Regions from separate parts of the Homo sapiens genome. Here region 1 is linked to region 2. The links are chromatin contacts, found by Hi-C in ENCODE. All regions are on one chromosome and are shown on one strand. Each heading gives the region's core, a stretch centred on a gene start or an enhancer-like site at or near the end of the contact. The rest is flanking DNA. Distances are from core to core; before and after follow the strand shown.

The links. Hi-C counts contacts between places; a loop is a spot of excess contacts on that map. Pooled maps may share reads with other maps.
Region 1: a loop to region 2 is called in a pooled map, with 9 times the contacts of the local background. The contact joins the enhancer-like site here to the promoter of FHIP1A-DT in region 2. A Hi-C loop is called at or near these places in 5 of 37 single-sample maps with no recorded cell type and 7 of 50 pooled maps.

Annotation. Positions count from the first base shown.
Region 1 is chr4:151,883,237-151,890,158 of GRCh38, forward strand. All of the region lies in intron 2 of LOC127898557 (a long non-coding RNA gene), which reads left to right. LOC102724700 (a long non-coding RNA gene) reads right to left here. Exons shown (of 5, transcript NR_188364.1): 4 at 5,255-5,342; 5 at 3,710-4,527. Among named protein-coding and RNA genes, the nearest start is that of LINC03074, 69 kb to the right of the region's middle. Within about 2 kb of position 4,460, at least 2 of the 41 ENCODE cell types and tissues checked have a DNase peak (open chromatin) inside an H3K27ac peak, as active enhancers do.
Region 2 is chr4:151,405,310-151,412,096 of GRCh38, forward strand. FHIP1A-DT (FHIP1A divergent transcript) reads right to left here and starts at 3,583. Exons shown (of 3, transcript NR_183963.1): 1 at 1,874-3,583; 2 at 214-299. It overlaps FHIP1A (FHF complex subunit HOOK interacting protein 1A), which reads left to right and starts at 3,867. Exons shown (of 14, transcript NM_001109977.3): 1 at 3,867-4,156. RefSeq lists enhancers at 2,297-2,606, 2,438-3,137, 3,138-3,837 and silencers at 3,064-3,536, 3,657-3,826.

The sequences.
Region 1 (6,922 bases), core at 3,210-5,709, 480 kb after region 2:
GGACAGCCTGTGGAACCCTGTGAAAGATCTCAATGGAAGAGAACAATTATTTTGCAGGCACAATGGAGACTACCCAAAGTGTACAGATAAATCTAGACCTTAGATTTGTCATTCATCTGACAACTATTTATTTTGCTTTTGTGTGACAGCATTGTTCTAGGCACTGGGGCTACAGTAGATGATTAAACAAACAAAATTCCTTGCATGCATGGAGCTTACATTCTAGGAGGGGTAATAGACAAGACATAAGTTTTGATCCCGGAGTCTCCAGGGCTGAGGTGGATCAGGGAAGAGAGCAGGACATTTCTCCAGACCTGTCTCCTCAGGGCTGAGCTGGCCTGGTCCAGGATCCGGGGCCCAGGAACAGGGGTGGGTCAGCCAGGCCTGGCCTCTGCTGGAACTCCTTATGTGGTCTCCAAAGGGACTTTGCCTCTGTGAAGGCCTCTGGCCAAGCATGCTTTGTAGAATCAGTCCCTCCTGGTACTACCTAGGTCTCCTAGGCAAGGCTGCAAATGTTGCTCACTTGTGGAACTCACGATAAAAACAACCCAAATTGCTATGGTAGTTGAAGAATGAAAGTCTGAGCTTAAGGGAATGATCTGTCCCTGGAGGAAGTTGGGGGAAGGTAACAGCCAATAGGATGAAAGAGGGAGCCTGCAGAGGCAGGAGTTTTGATGATGAAAAGACTACTTGAGATTCTTCTTTCTTTTCTCTTAGCTTCACCCAGCACTTACACATACACCCCGGTTCCCTCTCGAAGCTCCCAAAGCCCCTATGCATTAAATAAAGTTCAGAACATAAGAAAAAATAAACTAGGCATTTTATCTGTGACATGGATTACAGCATCTCCTCTGGTATGACTTACTACCCTAAAGCTTTTTAAAAGGATAGAAGCAATGAGGCTCGAAGCCCAACAACTGTTTCAAACCCATTAACTGGACTTGAGCTTTGCCACACAGCTTCCCTCTGATTTGAGGTGGTTGGGATGTACATTTATGGCTGATGCATCTGTAGTTATAAATACTTGTGAAAAAAATAATGGGGCTTGAAGGTCAGAATAGTCCATTAACCCTAGAACTGCACCATCAGGGAGGTGAGGGAGCATCTTTTGTGGGGAGCAGATGGGTGTGAAAAAGTCCACACAAAGTATAATAGGGCATGTTTGGGAGACAAGGGGAATTTTCTGGTCACTCCAGAGTTTCATCTAAAGCCTAAGACTCAGAATAAAAGGCTCTAAATTGATGACAAACTAAGTTCAGGAAACCACCCTCGAATGTGACTGGTTATAGTCACAGTACTACTATCCAGCCCTCTGGTAATCTATGAGAACTTGGGTTGAAGGCAGGTGTCTTGATGGGGAAGTGCAGTGCTGCTGAGAGGAGAGTGATTCCTGAATGGGCCCCTCATAAAGATTGGGCTGCCCCAATTATCCCCCTTCATTAAGTTGTTTGCAAACTGCCGACCTCCAGAAGGGTAGGGTGCCTGGCACTGTAGGGGGCACTTGGAGGAAGAGGCAGGCGAGAGAGGGCTGGAATAGCAGGATGGCCAGGCAGACAAGGGACAAGGGCATGCTCTGCGGTTTCTGGTGTCCGAGGAGGACTGAAGGTAGATCCTGCACACACCACACACACCAGTAGATTCTGGAGGTGGGGGTGGTAGAGGGTGGATGAACTTGATGGTTACAATTTTGCAAGAGGCACGGCCAGCAGCGTACTGTGAGGTCACGTGCTGGTGGTTCACTGGAAAATGTGGCTGAATCTTGCAAGGAACCATATGGCAAAGGTGGTGTGTTAGGTACTGAACAGCCACTCTCACCTTCTACTTTATGAAGAGAAGTCCAATTCTATTGGAGAAAACGTTGCTGGCTAAAATGCCTGGCTAAAAATCGCATTGCCTAGTTGCAGCTCAGGTTGTTCAAGTAAAATAGGTCAATGAGGGGAGGCCTGCTGGGGATATCTCAGAAGGTTTGTTTTCCTGTGATGGACAATATTCTTTCCTCCTTTAGCTCTTTTCGCTCTTCCTTATTTCCTTATTTCTTGTAACTTGGATGAGATAGCTGGAGCTCTGGCAGCTATTTTGTGAGAATGAGGATGAGAGCGCTACCCTAGGATGACAGAGCAACAAGCCAGAACGAGCTTAAGTCAATGACAACATTGTGAAGCCATCGTAATAGCCCCAGACTTCTCATTACCTCTTTCTTACTTAAGCCATGATTGTTTGGATTTTCTGCTACTTATAACATCATTTTATCCTTAATCATACATACCACCACTGCCTATAAGAGATAGAGCCACCACCACCTGTCTCTGTGAAGCCCACAGGCAGTGAGCCAGATGAGCAGCTAGTGACTGGCCCCAAAGGAGGGCCTCAGCTTCTCCATAGCAACAACAGAAGGAGAAAGTCCTCCCTCCCTGTCCCCGTTCTTACCCCAACACTGAAGGGAAAGGGGGAGAGTGTGAGTACAGACACCCCACCCCTGCCACCCAACGACTGCTCCATGCCAAGCCTCAAGAGACTTAAATCCGGCCCGTGGGACAGTGTGTGGAATAAGTGTTTAAACCACTCTTAAAAACTGAAAATGACTGTTTTAATAAACAGAAGTAATTGTCAAGTTTTGGAGTCAGGTTGAAATGTTGAGGGAGCCACTACCCAGTGCAAAAAAGGGATTGGATTCAGCAGAATTAGAGACAGTTTAGAAAACAACATTATTTCAATTCTGTACCCCTATAGAGTTAAAATATCTCAATAAACTGCTTATAACATAAATCTGCTTAATTTCAATTCTCTTAGATCCATCCCCACATCTCTATGTACTGATATGGAAAGATTTCCAGGACAGATCCTAAGTTAAACGAAAAAAGAGGGAAGTACAACACAGCATGCACAATAGGCTACCTTTGGAAAATAAAAGGGGGCAAACAGGAACTGCCCTGGAAACACATACCGGATTATCTACAGGGTGGATGGCAATGGAGGAAAAGCAGGATTTCTTAGAAGATATTTCTTTATATGGATTTGATTCTTGAATCATGTGAATGTATTCCCAAGTAAAAATTTTAAATTCGAAATGTTAGTGTCACAGAGTATTCAACTTTCTTACAGAAAAGACATTTAGATCAACAGATGACAAAAATAGGAGACTGCAAAATTCTTCCTTCCATCCACCTCCAATAATGAAATCAGTGTTTGTTTGCTGCTTTTTTTAGACAAATCTCCCCGTTTTGTAAAACAAGGGAGTATTTTTTGTTTTACAAAACTGAGAGATTTAGGTAAGCCGTGAGTTAGTGGAAACATCCGGAACCATATAAGGGAGCTTTAGCTTTTGTGTGAAGGAAAGAAAACAGTTTGTGACTTTAGCTGAAACAAATAATAATTAATATATTACTGTATATAATTGATTACTATAGTATATTTTATATTGATATAAAATATATTAGCATATTTATATATTAATATATTATTATATCCATATATTAATTTAATACAAGTAATATATTAATATATATCATATGTTATTATAATATAAAATTGTATATTATAATAACATATACTAATATAATACGTTACATATCTTAGTAATATGTGACTGTATATAATTTTATGTTAATTTATTTTTCAAACTTCTTGTGACCAGATTTTCTGTACCTAAGAGAAATTTTCTGTAACTAAGAGAACTTTAGCTGCAGAAATATAACACTAGTGAGAAATCTAACAAGTTTGTTTATTTAAGGCAAGGGTTGGCAAACTATAGCCCGTGGGCCCAATCCAGCCAGCTGCCTACTTTTTACAGCCAGTAAGCTAAGAATGGTTTTGACATTTTTGAGTGGTTATGTTTTAAATGGTTGTATAAATATCTACATAATGTCCTTGCTATTGCCTCTTGGCCTCCAAGTCTGAAGATGGGAAAACATTGCTCTGGGTTGGGTGTTTCTATTGTGCTAATGCCTCATTTGGTACCCAAAGCCCTGAAGCAACAAGACTTAGTTGTGTCTCGTTCCAGCTGCCAGATGCAGAGAAGGCCTAGCATGCATAGCTCAGTATGTCACCGGCCCATGAATGTGTCTCTTAAATACAGAAAAGACGACACGTCAGCCTGTTGCAATGGGGTTCTGTGGCTTGAAAAAGACCTCTGTATTGTATATGAATCTTAGTAATTGGAACTTGGACTCATCACGTCTTTTTTAGCAATGACATTGTAACAGCATGCACCCATCCATCATCGTGTCATCCTTATGAAAATGGTCTCCACTGGTCAGCTTGTCATAGTTAATTAGTCTTCCAATGTATGGATAGTCAGAAGCAAAGCGACTTTGAGGTTTTTTTTGACAATTTTAAAAGTGAACTCCAGAGATACCTGATCTTTCCTGCCTTTTAATTAGAGCCTTTTCATTTGAGGAGGAGAGTGTCCTTGTGGTTAGGAGTACAACCAGCCTAGTTCTGCTTCCCATTTTCAGTTCTGTAGGCGACTCATAGCAACCACAGGCAAGTCGGTGACTGAGTCCTCCAATATGTGCAGTACAGGAAGTTCTAGAATAAAATGCAGTTAGCTGATTGCTACTCAAATGTAGATATTGTTGATATCTTAGTGAGAAAAGGGTAGTGTATTAGATACCGCTATGAAATCTCTAAACTTAGTAGTTTAAAAAAGATGAACAACCATTTGTTTAGCTCAAGATTCTGTAAGTCATCAATTTAGTCTGGGCACAGCTTGCTCTGTCAGGCACCCACAGTCAGTGGTGTTGGTGTGTTGGGTGGATGGGTGGTTGTGTTCATCTTGGCTGGGCTCTCTCATGTCTCAGGCTTTGGCTGGGACAATGAGCTATGCCTCTCTGCTCCGAATAGCTTCTTTTCCCACAGCAGGCTAGCCCAGGCAGACATAGGGGTCTCGAAAGAGAGTGAATGTGTGTAAGAAATCTTAAAGCCTAGGCTTGGAATGGGCAAAATATGACTCCATCATATTTTAATGGTCAAAGCAGGTCACAAGGCGAGCCTGGACCCAAAGTGAAGGGAAACAGACTCTACCTCTTGATGAAAGGGGCTTCAGGGTCATGTTTCAAGGGCATGGTTGCAGGAAGAAGAAGGGTTGTGGTTATTTTGCCATCTACCTCTGGGAGCTAAAACATGAAGGAACACATGCAAGGTGTGAACCGGCCCTGCTGCCAGACAAGGTGAGGGGAAGAGGCCATGACCGTGAAGTCTAGATGCTAAGCTGTGAGAGAGGGACTGATCAGGGGAATTCAGTGACCTCACGTACAGCAGGGATATAGATGATACCGCTGTTTTTCCCCGGGTCTCATTTCTGGCAGAAGAGAGTGAGGGAGCCTCCAGGAGAGAAGTCAGACCTGCAAAGGATGAGTAGGTGTGTGAGTAGCACCATGGGGGGTTTTGGTTAATTTAGTGAAGAAAGAGGGTATTTTTCCATATGCATTGGGAAACCAAGAGTGAACACAGGCTCTGAGTTCAACAGGCTAGTGGAGAGGAAAGAAAACTGCACGCAGGAAGGAAATCCCCTGAACCAAGAGGCTGAGGTTTGATGTTGTGAGCTCAGCCTTCCAAGGCAGACACACATGACTTCTAGTTGTGGTGTGACACCTTATTAACTGTGTGACTTTGGGCAAATCACTTTACCTCTCTAAGGCTCAATCTCCATATCTGTAAGATAAGGATAATAATATATGCCTCAGAGTACTGTAGGGGTGACTAAAGGAGATAATCCATTGTAATATGTCTAAATCGATACCTGGCAGGATAACGGCTGTCCATGAGTGTCCATTGTTACTAACCTTCTTACTTTTGTTGCTATTGATTTTTCATGCATGGCCCACAATTCTAGTTTGCAGTACTGGCCACACTGATGAGCTCTCCTAGTATTTTAGATGAACAGTTTCATGTGGGTGTACCACTATCAATTCTAAAGTAACATACATTGAGATAAATGAATTGTCCCTTCATACAATGTTCCTTTCCCAAATGTTTGTATCTGTTCATTCAGCACCACCATTTAGCCACCCAAAGAATCTTTGTTTCCTTCCTTCCTTCAGACCTCATATCCGGTCATCAAACTATGACATATCTCTCACCCTGTACTTCCCATTCCATTCCCCGACTACCTGCAGAATCTGAGTTCTCACTTGATGCTTTGAGTACCACTTCAGAGTTCTTACAAGTTTCCCTGCCTCCAGGCTCTCTATGCTTTCATCCATTCTGCATCTTGTTGCAAAATTGATCTTCCAAAAAACAGTCCTTTGCTGAAAGCCATCAATGGTGCCTCACTGCTTACCAGCTGACTTCCAAACACTGAGTTTGACGTACAAAGCTCTCCACAACCTGACCCAGGCCTTGTTACTAGACTAATCTTCCAAGACTCCGGGCAAGATCATTTGGCTTTAGACATTTTTTGTATCTCTATTTTGTGTTCCCAATAAGAGTGTGAGCCTGTAGAGCAGAGGTTGGCAAACCATAGCCTGTGGACTAATTCTGTATGATCCATAAAGCTAAAATGTTTACTATCTGACACGTTATGGAAAAGTTTATTGACTCTTGCTCTTGGGGGTAGAAGCGTGTCATAGATGACTTTGTTTTTCCTACAGAACCATGTACTCTTCAATGAACATTTATTGACCTCTAAGCATCCCATTTCTCATTCCTGTAAATTTGTTTCCTTCATAGAGGGCCTTCTTCTCTTCTGCCTACCTGGATGAACCTTTTCAATCTTCTTGGACCCACATCAAATCCTCTGGAAATTCTGACTCTTGCTCAATTCTGAATCCCAACAGCACTAAACCACACATCCTGTGTTCATCTTCTGCTTCCAGTTAGTTCTTTGCACCAGAGTAGGTCGTGAACCTAATTGATACCTGGTGCTTAGCTACCATCTGGTTATCGTCTGCCCTTCAGTACTCAGTAGATATTGTCTGGCCTG
Region 2 (6,787 bases), core at 2,333-4,832:
TTTTAAGAAGAGACAGGGTCTCACTCTGTTGCCCAGGTGGGCGTGCAGTGGCACTCAAAGCTCACTGCAACCTCGACCTCCTGGGCTCAATTGATCCTTCTGCCTCAGCCTCCTAAGCAGTTGGGACTATAGGCCCGTACCACCACATCTGCTTATCCTTTATTTTTATTTATCTATTTTAATTTATAAAGAAAAGAGTTTTAATTGGCTTACAGTTCTGCAAGCTGTACAAGCATGGCTCCAGCATCTGCTTCTGGGTGAGGGCCTCGGGAAGCTTCCACATGAGCTACCATGCCTGTCTTCATGGTGGAAGACAAAGAGAGAGCAGACAGTGTCATATGGCAAGAATGGGAGAAGGAGACAGCCCCTTTACCTTTAGCAAGACTTATTTCCTCAAAAGAATGAGTCTGTTTCACTCCCAGAGGGCATAATGGATATGAATGAAATTCATATTTGTAGAGAGGGAACTAACATTCTTAAGTGTCTATCATGTATTAGGCATTGTGTTATACACTTCACTATGCTAATTTGTCATCCTAAAACAACCTTAACAAAGTAGGTATTACTTTCATTTTATAAGTTGAAGAAACTGAAGACCATTCAAATTATGCGCCTCTCCTTTCCTGCCTTGATTTTACCCTAACCTCCTTTTGAAGTCTTCTCCAACTTTGTTATAGCAGTTCCGTCCTTACGCTGCCCACATTCAAATTATGCGCCTCTCCTTCCTGCCTTGATTTTACCCTAACCTCCTTTTGAAGTCTTCTCCAACTTTGTTATAGCAGTTCCATCCTTATGCTGCCCAGGCCAAAAGCCTCAGAGTCCTTCTCATCTCCTTCCTTTATACCCCACATCCAATGTGAGGAAACCATCAGCTTATCATCTCTACCACTATTTCTCTGGTCCACATCTCTATCTTCTTGTCCCTCAATTATTATTATTATCTTTTTGTGAGATGGAGTCTCGCTCTGTCGCCCAGGCTGGAGTGCAGTGGTGCAATCTCGGCTCACTGCAACCTCTACTCACTGCAACCTCCGCCTCCTGAGTTCAAGTGATTCTCCTGCCTTAGCCTCCTGAGTAGCTGGGACTACAGGTGCGTGCCACCACACCTGGCTAATTTTTTGTATTTTTAGTAGAGGCGGGGTTTCACCATGTTGGCCAGGATGGTCTTGATCTCCTGACCTTGTGACCCACCCACCTTGGCCTCCCAAAGTGCTGGAATTACAGGCATGAGCCACCGCACCCGGCTGACCCTAGATTATTTTAGTAGCCTCTTAACCAGTCTCTGTGCTTCTACCCTTACACCCTACTGTTTATTCTTAACCCAGCAGTCAAAGTGATCCAATTACAATGTCAGAAAGTGTCACTTTTCTACACAAAATCCTCCAATGGCTCCAACCAACTCACTCAGAGTAAAAGCCTTACCTGATCTGCATCACCCCCACCTTTCACTTCTTTGACTTCATCTTCTCCATTCTTTCATGGTGCCTTCTGGATTGCTCCTAGTACACTTAGGCATACTCCTGCCTCAGGGCCTTTACATTTGCTATGCTTTCTGCCTGGGAAGTTGTCTGCTCAGATATCCCTAACCTCCCTCAAGTCGTTCCTCAAATGTTACCTCCTCCAGAAGCTTTCCTTGATCATCACCCCTCTCCGAACATAGCACCCCTCATACTTTCTATGTACCCTCTCTGCTTAATTTTTATCCACAGCATTTCTTTCTTTCTTTCAAAACAGGGTCTCACTCTGTCACCCAGGCTGGAATGCAGTGGGCTCAAGTGATCCTCCCACCTCAGCCTCCTGGATAGCTAGGACTACAGGTGCACGCCACCATGCCTGGCTAATTTTTAAACTTTTTGTAGATAGGGGGTCTTACTATGTTGCCCAGGTTGGGTCTCCAACTTCTGGCCTCAAGTGATCCTCCTCCTTTGGCCTCCCAAACTGCGGGATTACAGGCATGAGACAGCACTCCTAGCCTCTCCATAGCATTTCTAATCATACAGCAGTCCATATATTGTCCTTATACATTTACCATCTGTCTTTCCCACGTGGAAGAGGTAAGCTCCACGAGGGCTGGAATTGTTGTTTGTGCTCTCTGCTGTGTCCTCAACCCCTAGAAGCGTGCCTAGCATGCAAAAGGCACTCAGTATATATTTGTTGAGTAAATGAATGCTTCCCCCACCTTCCAACTGTTAGAGCAGGCCAAGGGGACCTGTTGTGCAGAACTTCACAGCTTTCTACTCTGAGCTCTATCTTCCTTGTTCTTCCCCAGCTTTTACTTAGGAGCCACTTCTTGACTGAGCTTGTCACAGGTGAAAGGCTGATGAATCTGGAGAGATACTTGTGGCAAGTACCCGGTGTTCCTGCAGTCATCCACAAGCGCAGCAGTGGTGGTAGACAGCTAGAGAAGAAAGTGTAAAGTTTGCATCCTCCAATTATCACGGTTGCAAGACAGAACTTGAAACTAGATACACCTGATTTTGGTTATCTCTGGATGCCATTCACCGAGAATGAAGGGAAGAAGATACTTCCTCCAAAGGAGAATCTGATGAGGCGCCAGCAGGCTGCTGCTGCGGTGGAAACTGCCACATCCGCTTTTGCAAACTGGTGTGGCCCCAGCTGCTTGGACTGAGGCTCAACGCAGGTTTCAGCCACTTCAACCACAGGGCTACGAACATGCCAAGAGAGCCACTAACCAAGTTTCTCATTCCTCCTCTGAGATTTAAAGTCCATCACTTCGCGACTCAAACACGCAAGAGGCGTGGGAGACGGAGGAATGGGGAAGCGAGGCGGCGCTGCCCACCTTGGCAATGGCACAGCCGCGGTCTCTGATGCAAAGGCAGGCGGCCGCGCAGGGCCGGGCCTGGGTGGGAAGGCTGGGCTCTGGGAAGGATGTCGGGGCACCCGGCAGTGCCCAAAGCCACCATCTCAAGCGTGATAGTGGGAAAATGGATGCTGCACCTGCTCTCTCATCTTGCGGGGAATCGTGATTTGGGGAAGTTTCACCTTTGTTGCAGAACTGCCCACATTAGAGCCTTCATTTCTTGGGAAGGGGTTGGCGGGAGTTGCCAGTGAAATGTGTGACACACACACGCGCCACATACTCCCCAAACCCACAGACGACTCCAGTAACGCTCTAGTTACCCTTAAAAAGTAAAACAGAACAAATCAGCAGGCCCCCTCCCTCCATCCTGGCACTTCATTAATGTCGGCCAAGGCCACATTTCCCCTGCCCACTGCAGGGAGTCTGTCAGGAGAACAACAGGCGAACGTTTGCCTCACTTGACTCAGCTCTCTTGGGGCGGTATCAGCATTTTAAAATTCACACCTAAAGGAAGGAGTCAGCAAAGGAAAGCAGAGCTGGGCCGGGGCGCCGGTGGCCGCCGTCAAACCTTTGGGAAGCAAGAAATCCGAAACGCCCGTGACGTGCGGCGTTGTCCGACTCCTTCCACTAGGCAGAACCCGAGAGACGAGCCTTTGGCGGGACGGTGAACGATTGTGCTGTGTACGGCGGTGTGCGTGCGTGAGTAAAGAGTGTGTAGCTCCGGCCAAACGCTAGCCCCCAAGGGCGCGAGTGCTACACTGCGCCCAGCTCAAGTTTCTGTGGAAACTTTCCCTCAGAGGCTCCTCCTCCTTCACCTTGGAAACCGGCGCGGGCCGTGCGGCGCGGCACTGCCTAAGTCCCCGGCGCACCTGGCGGCGGCGTGTCCCAGCGGCAGAGGCGGGGCCGGCGGCGGCGGGGGCGGGGCCGGGGCGCGCTCCCCGAGGCCTCCAGGCAGGTTGGGCCCCACCCCCGCCCCTGCCCCGCCCCGGCCCCCGCCCCCGCCCCCGCCCCCCCCGCGCTCACTAGGGAGAGGCTGGGGGGAGGCAGTGACCCACGCGCCTCAGCCCGCGGCTGACGCACCTTCGAAAAGTTGCGCTCCGACCTTCTCACGACCTACATTCTTCCCGGGCACTCCTGAGTTTGAGCCGGGCCTGGAGGACCTGGGCCAAGACTTTCGAGCGGCGGCCGCCCGAGGTGCGAGGAGCCAGCCCGGCTTTCCTCACTGGGTCCCGCGCAGGCGTCCCCGGGACCGCAGAGCAAACTTTCTGGACTATCTGAGGACACTTGTCCAGCGAGCCCCACTGCTCGGGGAGGAGGAGCCACGGCCGGGGACAGGTAGGTGCTGTGCTGGCCGGAGATTTGCGCTTGAGGGATTCTTTTATTTTAGAGGGTTGAAGGAGGAGGGAGAGTCGAAATGTCCCTTCTCTGCATCCGCCAACTGGGCAGGGGGTGCGGGCATTGGGCTGAGGGAGCAGGCATTGGGCTGGGGGCCGGCTGGGGATGTTCCAAACGAGGTCGCTGCGTCGGGCGGGGGCGCAGGGGGGAGGAGGTGACTTCTAGGGTTTCGGGCTCCGGGACGGGGCGTAACGCGGTGACTGACCCTGGGAGAGAGAGAGCCAGCTTGTTTTGACGAAGGAATATGTCATTAGGGCCCTCCATCCCATTCCTTGGTCCCAGGGTCCTCTGGGAGGCACAGGAAAAGGCAAAGAGATGTGGAGTTCAGGTTTCCCCTGTAAATCAACTTGCTTACACAGGAGACAGAGGCGGTGCCCCTCTGAGGTTTGCAGCCCTTTCCTGGTGTAAGGACTTACTGGTTAGGTAGCTGTTGCTCAATTTCGTAAATTCTGTGATGAAACTGCGTTCAAGTCGTGGTTATTATTGATAGTGTGTATGTGTTTGTGTTTCCTCTGGCTCAACAAAGGTCCCTTGTTAACTCCGCTTCTGCTAGGGAGTGGGAAGAACTACCTTGGTGTCTTATTTCAGGCCTGGTCAGAGCGAGGTGTTGGTGCAGGCGGCGGTAGCCTTGTTGGCTTGGGACTTTGGGAATCACATGAGCAGGTCTAGTGAATTAGTGTCCCAGCCTCCTGGACCCACCCATTCACAGCAGATCTAGCTTCCACTATTCAGCAGATGCTGCAGCCCCAGCTATCCAGGGACAGGGAAACCCCCCTGAAGGGAAAGAGCCAAATGTTGAGAAGGAGAGACAGCTTTCAGGAGGAGGAGTAAACAATGCCTAACAATTGTTGCTTCCCTATAGATTGGGCTTGCTCCCTTGGCTTCTCTGGAAGGGCTGTGCTATCAAATTCATCTCATTAGGAAGTCAGCTGCTCCCTGCTAATAGTCATAGCAGCCCTGATGAAATTATATAGGTCATTGAAAAATAATTCCTGCTTAATTACCTTTATCCTGTTGATTAATGAGAGGGAAGATTTCCTCTCCTTAATGTATTATGCCTGCTTGTCAGGGTCACCTGCCTGACCTCAAGTTCACTTGTACACCTGGCACTAGGCAGGATGCTGTCCCCGAAGCTGTCCACATGTAGTGAACCACAGCTGAAGTCCACGTTTGGAGAACTTCAAAGGTCTTCTTTGGACCGAAATTGAGCAGGATATTTAGTCCATAAATTTACTCTTTAATACAGTATACTTGTTGGCTTTAGGTAACTTTTCGCATAATTAAAGGTTGATATCTTTTTAGTTCCAGTTAATCCCTTTCCGCAGAGCTCATAAGAATTATGTCCATGCCTGTCTTGAAATAAATTAAGTTTGGGGTCCTATTTATCATTTGTCCTGTAGGACAAGGAACAGGATTAAACTGTGTAGGGTGGCTGGAAAGGGGCAGAGAAACTGGACATCACTGAAGTGGATTCAGAGAGTGATTGAGAGTGGTCTAAAAATTTAGGTCCAACTGCCCAGCTACCTTTTTTCTTGGCTCTCATATAAAGACATTGTGTAGGACTTTTAATGGAGGACTTGAAGACTAGAAATAAAAGGAGTGTTTTATTTTTACATAGTCAGAGTGATGCATTGCTGGACAGTTCTGTACTCTGCCTCCCAAGATTGGTTCAAAATACTTTCTCTGCTAAGTTCTTTCTTTAATAGGAACTTGATAGATAATGACTGCAAACAAGAAGCAGATGTACAAATATATTATGTAGAGATATGGAGGTAAAATGAGAAAAAACAAGAATTGCCTCTGAGGAGTGAAATTATATATATATTTTTTTTTTTTTAAAGTTAGGGTCTCTCTCTCTCTCTGGCCCAGGCTAGAGTTCAGTGGCATGATCTCGGCTCACTGCAGCCTTGATCTCCTGGGCTCAGGCAGTCCTCCCACCTTAGCCTCCTGAGTAGCTGGGACCACAGGTTCATGCCATCACACTCTGTTAATTTTTTGTATTTTCATACAGACAGGGTTTTGCCACGTTGCCCAGGCTGCCCTTGAGCTCCTGGACTCAAGCAATCCGCCTGCCTTGGTCTCCCAAAATTCTGGGATTACAGGTGTGAGCCACCATGCCTGGCCTCTTGTATTACTTTCATAAAGAAAATTTAATAAGGAACCTCCTTTCTCCATGCAAATATAAAGCAAAATTGCTTTATTTAATCTGTTTAGACACTTGATCTTTATTCTGTGTACATCTGTCTTCTAGGGTGATACGTAGGCCCAGTGAAGATCTGGATCAGATTCTGCCATTGAAACACAATTTAGATCTACTTCATCCTTATTTTTAGCAACTTCCAACCCTTGGTTCTTAGCCCAGGTAGGGGAACAGTGCTCAAGAGTGACAAGAAACTCCAGGAACTTCATTTATAGGGATCTCTTAATGAAAACAATAACAGAAGTGAACAGTTCTGTAGTGCTTTATGTTTCACAGAGTGCTTTCATGTACCATGTTTGTGCCTTGTGATTTAACCATTTTGTAGTAGATGCCATTGTGTTTAGATTACACAGGAGGAAAGCAGATGAGGT